Linked DNA regions of Homo sapiens: region 2 is linked to region 1. The links are chromatin contacts, found by Hi-C or POLR2A ChIA-PET in ENCODE. All regions are on one chromosome and are shown on one strand. Each heading gives the region's core, a stretch centred on a gene start or an enhancer-like site at or near the end of the contact. The rest is flanking DNA. Distances are from core to core; before and after follow the strand shown.

Region 1 (5,530 bases), core at 1,540-4,039:
CATATGATGACATCCACAGACACGAAGAAGGCATTCACTGGAACCTGAGATTCACACATGATAGAAAGCCCTTTGAAAATTAGGATGAGAAGCATGATAATCGTATCTCTTTTAAAGCAAGGTGCACATCAGACTTGCAGAGGAAATAGAAGTATGCTCGCTGAATTGGAGGACTGAATTGTGTGACCCGCAAATCGATATGTTGAAGTCCCAACATCAGAATCTCAAAATATGGCTGGAGGAAGGGTCTTTAAAGAGATAATTGTGGCTAAGTGCAGCAGCTCACGCCTGTAATCCCAGCACTTTGGGAGGCTGAGGTGAGTGGATCACCTGAGGTCAGGAGTTCGAGACCAGCCTGGCCAACGTGGTGAAACCCTGTCTCTACTAAAAAAAAAAAAAAAAAAAAAAACTAGCCGGGCATGGTGGTGCAGGCCTGTAGTCCCAGCTACTCAGGAGGCTGAGGCAGGAGAATCACTTGAACCTGGGAGATGGAGGTTGCAGTGAGCCAAGATCACGCCACTGCACCCCAGTCTGGGCAACAGAGTGAGACTCTGCCTAAAAAAAAAAAAAAAAAAAAAAAGAGGTAATTGCATTAACATGAGTTAATAGGATGAGCCCTAGTCCAATAGGATTGCTATCCTTATAAGAAGAGGAAATTCAGACACAGGCAGAAGACACAGGGAGAAGACAGCTCTCTACAGGCCAAGGAGAAACCAAGCCTGCTTGGCATCTTGATCTTAGACTCCCAGCTTCCAGGATTGTGAGAAAATAAATGTCTGTTGTGTAAGCCACCCAGTTTGTGGTACTTTCTATGGCAGCCTTAGCAAATGAATACATATGGTCCTCATTATAGCAAGTTCCATCTGCTAAGTCTAGGGACTGCAGTGTGGGTGCTGGGCTGTTAGGCAGCATTGGTTACTTTTCCTTATCTCAAGAGTATGAACCCCTGACTGAGATTCCAGATTTAACTAAATCCTCCTTGGTCCTGACCTTTGCTCACACAGCACATGAAGACCCTTACTTTGTGAATAAATACAGCGAAAACACAAGTGTACTGGGGCAGATAGTGTAGGGCTTAATTAAAAGGGATTTTCTTGCCCTTTCTTTTTCCTTCCCACCTCATCCCCTTCTTCCTTGCTAAGAGAACCTGGACTTTGTTTGCACAGCACACCCTGGGGGACAATCCTGCTTGGCATGAGATAGCCAAGATAACGTCCCATTTCCCTTCTGTTTAGAGGTGAGCATGTAATACAGTTCTGTTCAATGAGATTTAAGGGGAAGTTGAGAGGGGGCTTCTTTTTCCTTATTTAAAAAAAGGTATGTGCAGCTAACCCCTTTTCTACCTGCTTTTGGATATGATTATGTGATGTGATTCCCGGAGCTATGGCAGCCATGTTGTAACTATGAGGAAATAACCCTAAAGACACCCTGAGAACGATGGAGCGAAAAAATGGAAAGCCTAAATCCTTGATAACTTCATTGTGTTCCCCAAATCAACCCTAGAACCACTTGCCTCTGCATTTCATGTTTAGTGAGAGTTTAGGAGCTCTTATTTTTTAAGGGAGGCATTTTTCATCTAAACTGATTCAAGCTAAGAAACTTCATTCTTAGGAGAAAGTCTATGGCTATAATTTGCATTCATAAAAACATACCAAGTTATATGTAAGCTTTTCTTTGGATGACTTGCCAAATTTGTACTAACCAAAAATAAGAGGGACTTCACTAACAAATCTATTTTACTTTGGCTCCCTCAGGCCCAAAAGAATTGGAGTCTGCTTGTGTTCATCTTTGAATTTCTATTGGTACTTCTGCAAGGGAAGTAACTTGACCAAAAATAGAGTATAAAGAAGCTTGATTCAAAGCAGATAGTATAGTCTCTTACTCCTCACCCACACTTAGGGATCCTCTTCCCTGAATCCTGTTTCAGGGTCAGAGGGGCAGGGAAGATGCTATGAAGTGAGCACCAGCTGTAGGAGTCATGGGTTCTAGCCCCAGCACTGCAGTCTTTCTGTTTGGCCTCTAGTAAGCAGTCTAAACTCCCTGGGCCTCAGGTCCACCATCTATGGGAGAGGGTGGGAGAAGTTATCTATTACCTTGCTACTCAAGGTGTGGCCGGTGGAAGGCTTCATCTGGTGGCTGATAAGCAATGCAGGAACTCAGGTCCTGATGCAGACCTACAGACTCAGAATCTGCCTTATTTATTTATTTATTGACAGAGTCTCACTCTCGTCACCCAGGCTGGAGTGCAATGGCGCAATCTTGGCTCACTGCAACCTCCGCCTCCCCGGTTCAAGCAAGTCTCCTGCCTCAGCCTCCTGAGTAGCTGGGATTACAAGTGTGAGCCACCGCACCCGGCCAGAATCTGGCCTTTTTTTTTTTTTTTTTTTTCTTTTGAGACGGAGTCTTGCTCTGTCACCTGTCGCCCAGGCTGGAGTGCAGTGGCGCGATCTCAGCTCACTACAAGCTCCGCCTCCCGGGTTCACGCCATTCTCCTGCCTCAGCCTCCCGTGTAGCTGGTACTACAGGCGCCCGCCACCACACCCGGCTAATTTTTTTTTTTTGTATTGTTAGTAGAGACGGGGTTTCACTGTGTTAGCCAGGATGGTCTGGATCTCCTGACCTCGTGATCCGCCCGCGAATTTGGCTTTTAACAGGCTCCTATGCATAGGCTCATTCAAGTTCAAGGATCGCGCGTTGAATGCTTCTTCCAGCCCTCGGTGCTATTGAAGTCTCGGCTGAGCCAGCTTCGGATGGCCTGGATGTGCGCTCCCTCTACTGGCTCAGAGATGAAACGCTTTCATTAGGAAACAGTTGCGTTTCCTTCTGATGGTTTTTCTAAGGTTTCCAGCTGGGGATTGAAACTCCAGCACGGGAGCTCCTAACAGGGGCATAGAGACTCCTAGAGCATGTGGCTGGGGCTTGAGTCTCCTCCTGAGTTTTGGAAACATGAACAAACAATGTGTGCTGCTGGAGGCCCATACACGGAGCATGTCCTCTCCAGCCTGGAGGTCCATACACGGAGCATGCCCTCTGCAGTGTATGGACCCCCTGGATGGCTGACTCCCAACTGCCATGGGACACTGTAGTCCATCTTCCGAACGTTTCGTCGTTGTCACTTCTGCTTTAACAAAAAAGGCAGCAGAAGGGGGAGGAAAGGATCTGCACGTGGGCTAGGAGGCCGATAACCGGGTTCTGTGGCTTAGTCATTTGCTGACTCTGAGAACTTCCACAGGTGACTCATCCATTAACCCTGCTTTCCTCTTCCATCAGCTGAAGAGTAGGGGATGGGAATGAGAGCAGAATAACGTCTCTGGACTGTTATGAAAGGTAAGGATGGTAACTGATACGAAAACTCTTTGACAACCTGAACCATTTCACAACTGTGAACTTGTGTGTTTCCATGATGCCACGATTGCCACTGGTCACTCTGGGGCAGACCTGGTCAATTTTGACCCCCTCTCCACCAGCTGTGCTCTTGCTTGGCCTAATTCTCTTAATTCTTATTATTTGTTGAGGTTAGGGTTTGTCAAGACTGGCACTGTTGACATTTGGGCCCAGATAATTCTTGGTTGTGGAGGCCTGTCCTGGGCTTGGTAAAATGTTGAGCAGCATCCTTGGCCCCTACTCATTACATGCCAGCAGCACCCAACACAGGCACGCATATCGTGATAACAAAAAATGCCTCTAGCACTTTGGGACGCCAAGGCAGGAGAATCACTTGAGCCCAGGAGTTTGATACCAGCCCTGGCAACACAGTGAGACCCCATCTCTACTGAAAAAAAAAAAAAAAAAAAAAAAAAGCTAGGCATGGCGCCACACATCTGTAGTTCCTGCTATGCAGGAGGCTGAGACAGGAGCATCATTTGAGCTTGGGAGGTCAAGAGAGCTGTGGTTGACACTGCACTCCAGTTTGGGCGACCAAGCAAGACCCTGTCTCAAACAAAAAAAATGCCTCCAGGCATTGCCAAATGTCCCCTGGGGGTGCTGGTTGAGGGTTGGGGCGGGGGGCGGGGGCGGGGAACAATCACTCCCAACTGAGAACTGCTGATCTAGATTTATTTATTTAGTTAGTTAGTTTTATTTTTGAGACGGGGTCTCACTTTGTCATCCAGGCCGGAGTGCAATGGCATGATCTTGACTCACTGCAACCTTTGCCTCCTGGGTTCAAGCGAACCCTCTTGCCTCAACCTCCCGAGTAGCTGGGATTACGGGTGCCCGCCAGCATGTCCAGCTAACAATATTTGTATTTTTAGTGGAGACAGGGTTTCACTATGTTGGCCAGGCTGGTCTTGAACTCCTGACCTCAGGTGATCCACCCGCCTCAGTCTCCCAAAGTGCTGGGATTACAGGCATGAGCCACTGCACCCAGCCTAGGATGTCTTTTGCAGTTAGACAAACTGCAGTTAGAATCCCACTTCTAATTCTATGGGCCCTTAGGCAATTTAACTTGTCAATCTTTCGGTTTCCTTATCTCTAAAATGGGAGGTAGTGAGGACGCACTGGAAACATGTATTGCTGTGTATTGGGCTTAAAATAGCCCCCCGCAGCCAGGCGCAGTGGCTCACGCCTGTAATCCTAGCACTTTAGGAGGCTGAGGCGGGAGGATCACTTGAGCTCAGGAGCTCAAAACCAACCTGGGCAACATGGTGAAACCCTGTCTCTACAAAAAATACAAAAATTAGCTGAGTATGATGGTGGGCACCAGTGGTCCCAGCTACTCGGGAGGCTAAGGTGGGAGGATTATCTGAGCCTGGGAGGTCGAGGCTGCAGTGAGCTATGATCATGTCACTGCACTCCAGCTTGGGTGACAGAATGAGACCCTGTCTCAAAAAAAAAAAAAATAGCATCCAGCACATGGCGAATGCTCAAAAATAAACAAACAAGAAACCTGGACATACTGATAAATTAACATTATAACTGTAAAAAAGTCATCGTTTTTATGCTCTGGGGATTAATTACCTTTCCAATCGGCCACACATTGAGCTGTGTGTCTAAAAGGCTAAGGATATCTTTGTAAGGACCTTAGCCCGAAGTCCTTAACGGTCCTCCACAGCTTGGTTAACAACAGGTCTTTTACATCTTCCTGTTTCACTCAGTTTTAAATGACTCATGTAGCCATGCATTTTGACAACTTTTCTTTGTTTTTTTTTTTGGAGACAAGGTCTCATTGTTCCCCAGTGTGGAGTGCAGTGGTGCCATCGTAGCTCACTGCAGCCTTGACCTCTTGGGCTCAAGTGATCCTCCTGCCTAAGTCCCTCAGTAGCTGGGACCACAGGCATGTAACACTATCCCCAGCTAATTTTTTCATTTTTGTAGAGGCGAGGTTTCATTATGTTGCCCAGGCTGCTCTTGAACTCCTGGGCTGAAGTGATTCTCTCGCCTTGGCCTCCCAAAGTGCTGAGATGACAGGCACGAGCCACTGAGCCTCGTCCTTGACAATTATTCTTGATGGGCTTGTTTGGTGTCAGCCACTGTGCTAGGGTTCTGCACCTTATTTCACTTCATTTGATCGGTGAAGGTTAGGCCCAGA
Region 2 (5,530 bases), core at 1,858-4,357, 170 kb before region 1:
ATAGGGTACCTGTGGTACTTTGATACATGCCTAGAATGTGTAATGACTTTCAACAGATCTTTGCTTCTTTTTTTCTTTCTTTGGGCAGTCTCCGGGGGCTAGAGTAGGCTCAGGCTCCTAGATCTTTGATTCATTTCTGAAAATGAGTAACTGGTGAAATAAACAAGAAACAAAGATCTAGGAGCCTCTCTGAACTTACCCTAGCCCCGGGAGACTGCTCAAAGAAAGAAAAAAAAAAAGCAAACATCTGTTCAAAGTCATTACACATTCTAGGCATGTATCAAAATATCACAAGTACCAAGGCCAGGCACAGTGGCTCACACCTATAATCCCAGCACTTTGGAAGGCCGAAGTGAGCAGATCACAAGGTCAGGAGTTCGAGACCAGCCTGGCCAACATGGTGAAACCTGTCTCTACTAAAAATACACAAATTAGCCGGGCATGGTGGTGGGCACCTGTAATCCCAGCTACTCGGGAGGCTGAGGCAGGAGAATCACCTGAACCCAGGAAGCGGAGGTTGCATTGAGCCAAGAAGGTGCCATTGCACTCCAGGCTGGGCAACAGAGCAAGACTCCATCTCAAAAATATAAAAATTAAAAACATTTTTAAAAAATTTAAAAAAGAACATAAACAATGCCAACTCCCACCCAAGACTGCACGAGCTCACAGCTCCCTAAGATCACTAGAGCACGTCCATGTTACGCTCAGTATTTCTTTACCAAACCATTTAATTCACGTGAAAGAATGAACTTTGTAGTCCAGATTGCTTTACAGCGATGAGGTTCAGATGATCTGTTTTAAAAGGTTCAGTCCTGGTCATCATTTTCACAAGACAAAACTTCCTAGTTAATTAACTAATGCTTTGAGTACACAGTTTTAAAACAGTATCTCTAAAATCACACACACACACACACACACACACACACACACACACACATTCCACACATGCAAAAGGCAGAAGTGAAAGGCCCACCTCCGCGTCAGGAGGCTCTAAGGGCCGCAGTCCAGTGACTTCACTCAAATGAGCAGCTGTTACTCCTCGTACGTATACAGGGTAAAGCTTCTGTCTGCAGACCACAGCCTGCCTACTCACCACCTGGGTGCCAGTGCCTGTGTGGTCAGTTTTTGAGGATTTGCACCGCCCCTCCCTGAGTGCTGGAGTGTGGACGGCACCTGCCAAGGGCAGCCCAGAGGCTGGTGAGTGCCACGTGGGCCGTGTGCACCCAGCAAAGCCCACCAACTTCCTGAGCAGGTGCTGCTGCCACCCCACCGCAGTGAAGAGGGCACTGAAGCACGAGGAAGCGACACTGCCGCATCCCAAGACGACAGACACTGAGGGAGCGGCCGCCCTGAGACTGGGACCCATGGCAACTCTCCCACCCCCACACATCCAGTTATCTCCCAAAAGATCTGCCAACCACAGCTGGGCCCTCATCTGTGGCCAAGAAGAGTATTTGAGGAGGTGGCCTCAGGGAGAAGAAAGGTGCTGTGGTCAGGGTGGCACCACACCTCCAATTCTCCACTTTACTCACAGGCTCCCCCACCTCTGGCTGGTCTGAGTGCCCGGCATAGCAGGGCTCTGTGGGGGGTGAGGGGAGTGCTTCTCTGCCGGGAATGAATGAGGGAGTCCAGCATGTTTTGTTCGACAGGTGCTGCAGAGGGAAGAAAGGTCCTTCCTGTTGCTGGAAGAGCCTGGGCTCTGGCCCCCAAGGGTTGCTCCTGCTGAGGCCCCTTGGCACAGCCCAGCGCAACTGAAGCGTTCCTTTGGCCCCGGCCTCTCCTGCAAGAAACGCTCAAATGCATGCACGGATAACTCGGTCAGAGGCTTGTGGATGGCGTAGAGGGGCATGGACAGCCGCAGCAAACATCGAGCCATCTTCCATTCCATGCCTAACATATGACCAACAGAAGGCCAGCCATGCCAAAAACCTGACTGCAGTTCTCAGGAAAACTTCATTCTAATGCCCAAGTGACACGGATAATCCTAATTTTCCTGATCTAGATGAAAAGCAGGGAAACTTCACTCTAATGCCCAAGTGACACGGATAATCCTAATTTTCCTGATCTAGATGAAAAGCCCTGAGAAGCACGCTAAACATTTTTTTAACTAGCACATTTATAATCATTTTTCTTAGATTGAATGTGATTTTTTAAAAAGCTTCCCAATTCAAGAACAATTATCTTTTGATTTATCAAAATATGAGAGGAAGAATATTAATATTTGCAGTGTAAACTTTATATAGTTGTAAATTTTTTTTTTTTTGAGAGGGAGTCTCGCTCTGTCGCCCAGGCTGGAGTGCAGTGCCGCGATCTCAGCTCACTGCAAGCTCTGCCTCCCGGGTTCAAGCCATTCTCCTGCCTCAGCCTTCCGAGTAGCTGGGACTACAGGCGCCCGCCACCATGCCCAGCTAATTTTTTGTATTTTTAGTAGAGATGGGGTTTCACTGTGTTAGCCAGCATGGTCTCGATCTCCTGACCTCGTGATCCACCCACTTCGGCCTCCCAAAGTGCTGGGATTACAGGCGTGAGCCACCGTGCCCGGCCTATATAGTTGTAAATTTTTAAAAATTACTTAATTACACAGATGCAGTGGTGCACACCTATAGTCCCAGCTACTCAATTACAACTTTTAGAACTACAAACTCTTACGAAAGAGACATTAGCGATCATCTATTCCAGTATTTTTCAAAGTGTGGGTTGCAAAATCAATGCAATGTGTCATAGCCAGTTTTCAAAGAGACAAAAAGGAAGAGAAACAGAAAAGCAGAACAGAAAACAGAATAAAAAATATTAGTGCAATCAGCACACAGTAATACCATTCTGTGGACCTGTTCGGACCGTGTAAGTGCACACACGTGAGTGAGGGAGGAGGGCTCTGGAACCACAATGGAAAGCTGCCTTCTCGCTGTGGCCTGTTGTCCTGTGGACCTGTTCCGACTGTGTGTGTGCACACGCATGAGTGAGAGAGGAGGGTTCTAGAACCGCGATGGAAAGCTGCTTCCTGCTGTGGCTTGCGCAGATGCTGGTAGAGTCCAGCCATGCAGCTCGCGTGCACTCATCACTCCAGAGGCAGCATCGCCGCAGAATGCGAGTTCACCTTTATAGGGAGTCTGCCCAGGTCACGCAGCACTGGCTCAGGGTACCCACGGCAGCAAAGCAGCTGCACCAAGATGCGGGTATGACCAACCAGCGGTTCCCCTGCCAGCCCCCTGAAGTGGCCAACTGGTCTATCCACCTCATGCAAAAGTTCCCATGACCTCATAAAAAACCCATCAATTTTCATTTAAAATGCACTCAAAAATAAAGTCATCCACCTCCCTGCAAATTTCAATCCTTACAACTCTTAATTTTTAAGGGCTTTTTTTGTTTTTCAGAATCTTCTGAAAATCTGCACCAAATTAAAGATTCTATTATCCTTACCACTAACTGAAAATTGAAATTCCTTAGACAATAAATTATTTTACACTCCTGGCACCATCTGTCTGAACGTACTCTCTCGCTCTGTGAATCGCTGGCACACCAGACTGCCTCTCCCTGCTCCAGGGAATTTCAGGGAATTCCAGATGCCCCTGATTCTGGTCTAATTTACCATACAAGGCCTGTCCTCTACTCAAACCAATTCTGCAATCCCTTAAGTTAACCATATGGGCAATACAATAACACCTCTACTTAAATCATTCCGAATTTCTGCTATGATATCATTTGATCTTCATGCCCAGGGCAGCAAATAATTAATTTCAAATACTCACTGAGCAACAAAGCCAACACTAGGGGATTGTCCAGTAAAGGAAAATGCTGCCCGGATGCCTCACACCCCCAGTGAGGCAGGGACAAAAGAAATCAGCACAGTGTATTCAGCTGATGAAGGAGCCATTTCTCCACAACTCCACTCTCAACGAAGAAGCACCCAGAACACAGCCACAAATGCATCTAAACAGCCAAAGACCCAGGCTCAGCTCTACACAGCTCACCCGAAGGAGCTACCCATGCCTGGAGCCATGACCAGAACCAGCCACTGCATTTTAATTTCAACTCCAACAGCAGTGGCTGTTTGGCTTCCCTGGAAGGCAGCAGATTAGGTGCATGATGAGGACGCGGTGGAGGGCAGGAGGCGAGGAGGGCAGCACACGTCCACACACACACAGGGGCTCAGCTCTACAAAGCCCGAGACTGAGACTCTCACTTAGGCACCTCCCACAGTGAACTGAATGCTTGTTCTTATGTAAAGTTGTTATTCAGGAGGAAAGATAATACACAACCTTTGAAACCAGCCAAAGTGGTTCCAAATAATTTTTTAAGTATTTTAATTTTTTGAAAAACCATTGAATTGTACACTTCATTTATTTTGAGACAGGGTCTTGCTCTGTTGCCCAGGCTGGAATGCAGTGGCACAATCATGGCTCACCGCAGCCTGGGTCTCCTGGGCTCAAGCAATCCTCCTGCCTCAGCCTCATGAGTAGCTTGGGACTACAAGTGCATGCCACCAGATGTGGCTAATTTTTTTTTTTTCTGTAGAGACAGGGTCTTGCTATGTTGCCCAGGCTGGCATCAAACTCCTGGGCTCAAGCGATCCTCCCACCTCTGCCTCCCCAAAGTACTGGGATTACAGATGTGAGCCAGCACAAAACATTTTTTTTTTAAAGATTCAGCTGCAATTTCAATGTCAGTGTTCTAAGAAAGCCCTTCACCTCTTCTTCCCTCTCCCTCACCTCTTCTTCCCTCTCCCAGTCAGCGATGCTGGAACACTGGGGCACGACAGCATGTGCACCTAGAGGTCAAAAAGAACAATAAAGACAGAGATAGCACTGGAGTGGAAACTAGTCATCACGGCTGGGCAGCTGGCAAAGCAGAGGCCACAGGGGCCCAGAGCTGAGAGGAAGTGAGCGCTCCTGGAGGGGAGGCTGAGACACAGCGCTGGAGAGCACGGCTCGGGGAAGAGGAAGCGGGCACCATGCAGCCAGTGCGTCCCCACACATGTGCACCCACCACCATCCCCTGAACCTTGTCTTCCCAAATGGCTCTTTATGAAGCCTCTGGTGCTCCACCAATCTTTCCAAACTTCTTGCCCACATTTGGGATGCACCATCCGCTACTGCTACCCCCCAACACTGGTCACAGGAGGCTGAGCACCGGGGGCTCCATCCGACCTCACTGGACCTGGGTGCCCATGGCCTCCAGCCTTGCACAGGCAGTCACCCTCCCCATGGCTGTGCCATTCGCTGTCCTGAGGCCTTGGTGCAGGTGGCTCTCCCGACCCCTCCTACTGTGTCTCTCACCCTCCTACTGTGTCTCCCACCCTCCTACTGCATCTCCCATGCTCCTACTGCATCTCTCACCCTCCTACTGCATCTCCCACCCTCCTACTGTGTCTCTCAGGCTCTGTGGCTCTTGCGCACTCCCAGTGTGCCCAACAGGGCCTGAAATGGACTCTAATCAGCATTCCTTAGTGCAGGCTCACGCTCACCTGAAGAGCACCTGTCAGCAGACAGCCTCAGCCAGGGGAGCCCTCCCAGAGTCAACGAACAGCTGT

What was found. Hi-C counts contacts between places; a loop is a spot of excess contacts on that map. ChIA-PET counts read pairs that join two places held with the same protein, here RNA polymerase II (POLR2A). Pooled maps may share reads with other maps.
Region 2: a loop to region 1 is called in a map with no recorded cell type, with 8 times the contacts of the local background. The contact joins two enhancer-like sites. A Hi-C loop is called at or near these places in 9 of 37 single-sample maps with no recorded cell type and 5 of 50 pooled maps. POLR2A ChIA-PET finds 5 or more read pairs at or near these places in 2 of 52 experiments (AG04450 and WTC11).

Annotation. Positions count from the first base shown.
Region 1 is chr16:21,186,095-21,191,624 of GRCh38, reverse strand. No RefSeq gene overlaps it. Among named protein-coding and RNA genes, the nearest start is that of ZP2, 23 kb to the left of the region's middle. RefSeq lists enhancers at 2,445-2,514, 2,565-2,654. Within about 2 kb of position 2,789, at least 3 of the 41 ENCODE cell types and tissues checked have a DNase peak (open chromatin) inside an H3K27ac peak, as active enhancers do.
Region 2 is chr16:21,355,893-21,361,422 of GRCh38, reverse strand. It overlaps the pseudogene SNX29P1. Among named protein-coding and RNA genes, the nearest start is that of NPIPB3, 67 kb to the left of the region's middle. RefSeq lists silencers at 887-956, 1,521-1,815 and enhancers at 684-1,322, 1,587-1,686, 1,323-1,962. Within about 2 kb of position 3,107, at least 4 of the 41 ENCODE cell types and tissues checked have a DNase peak (open chromatin) inside an H3K27ac peak, as active enhancers do.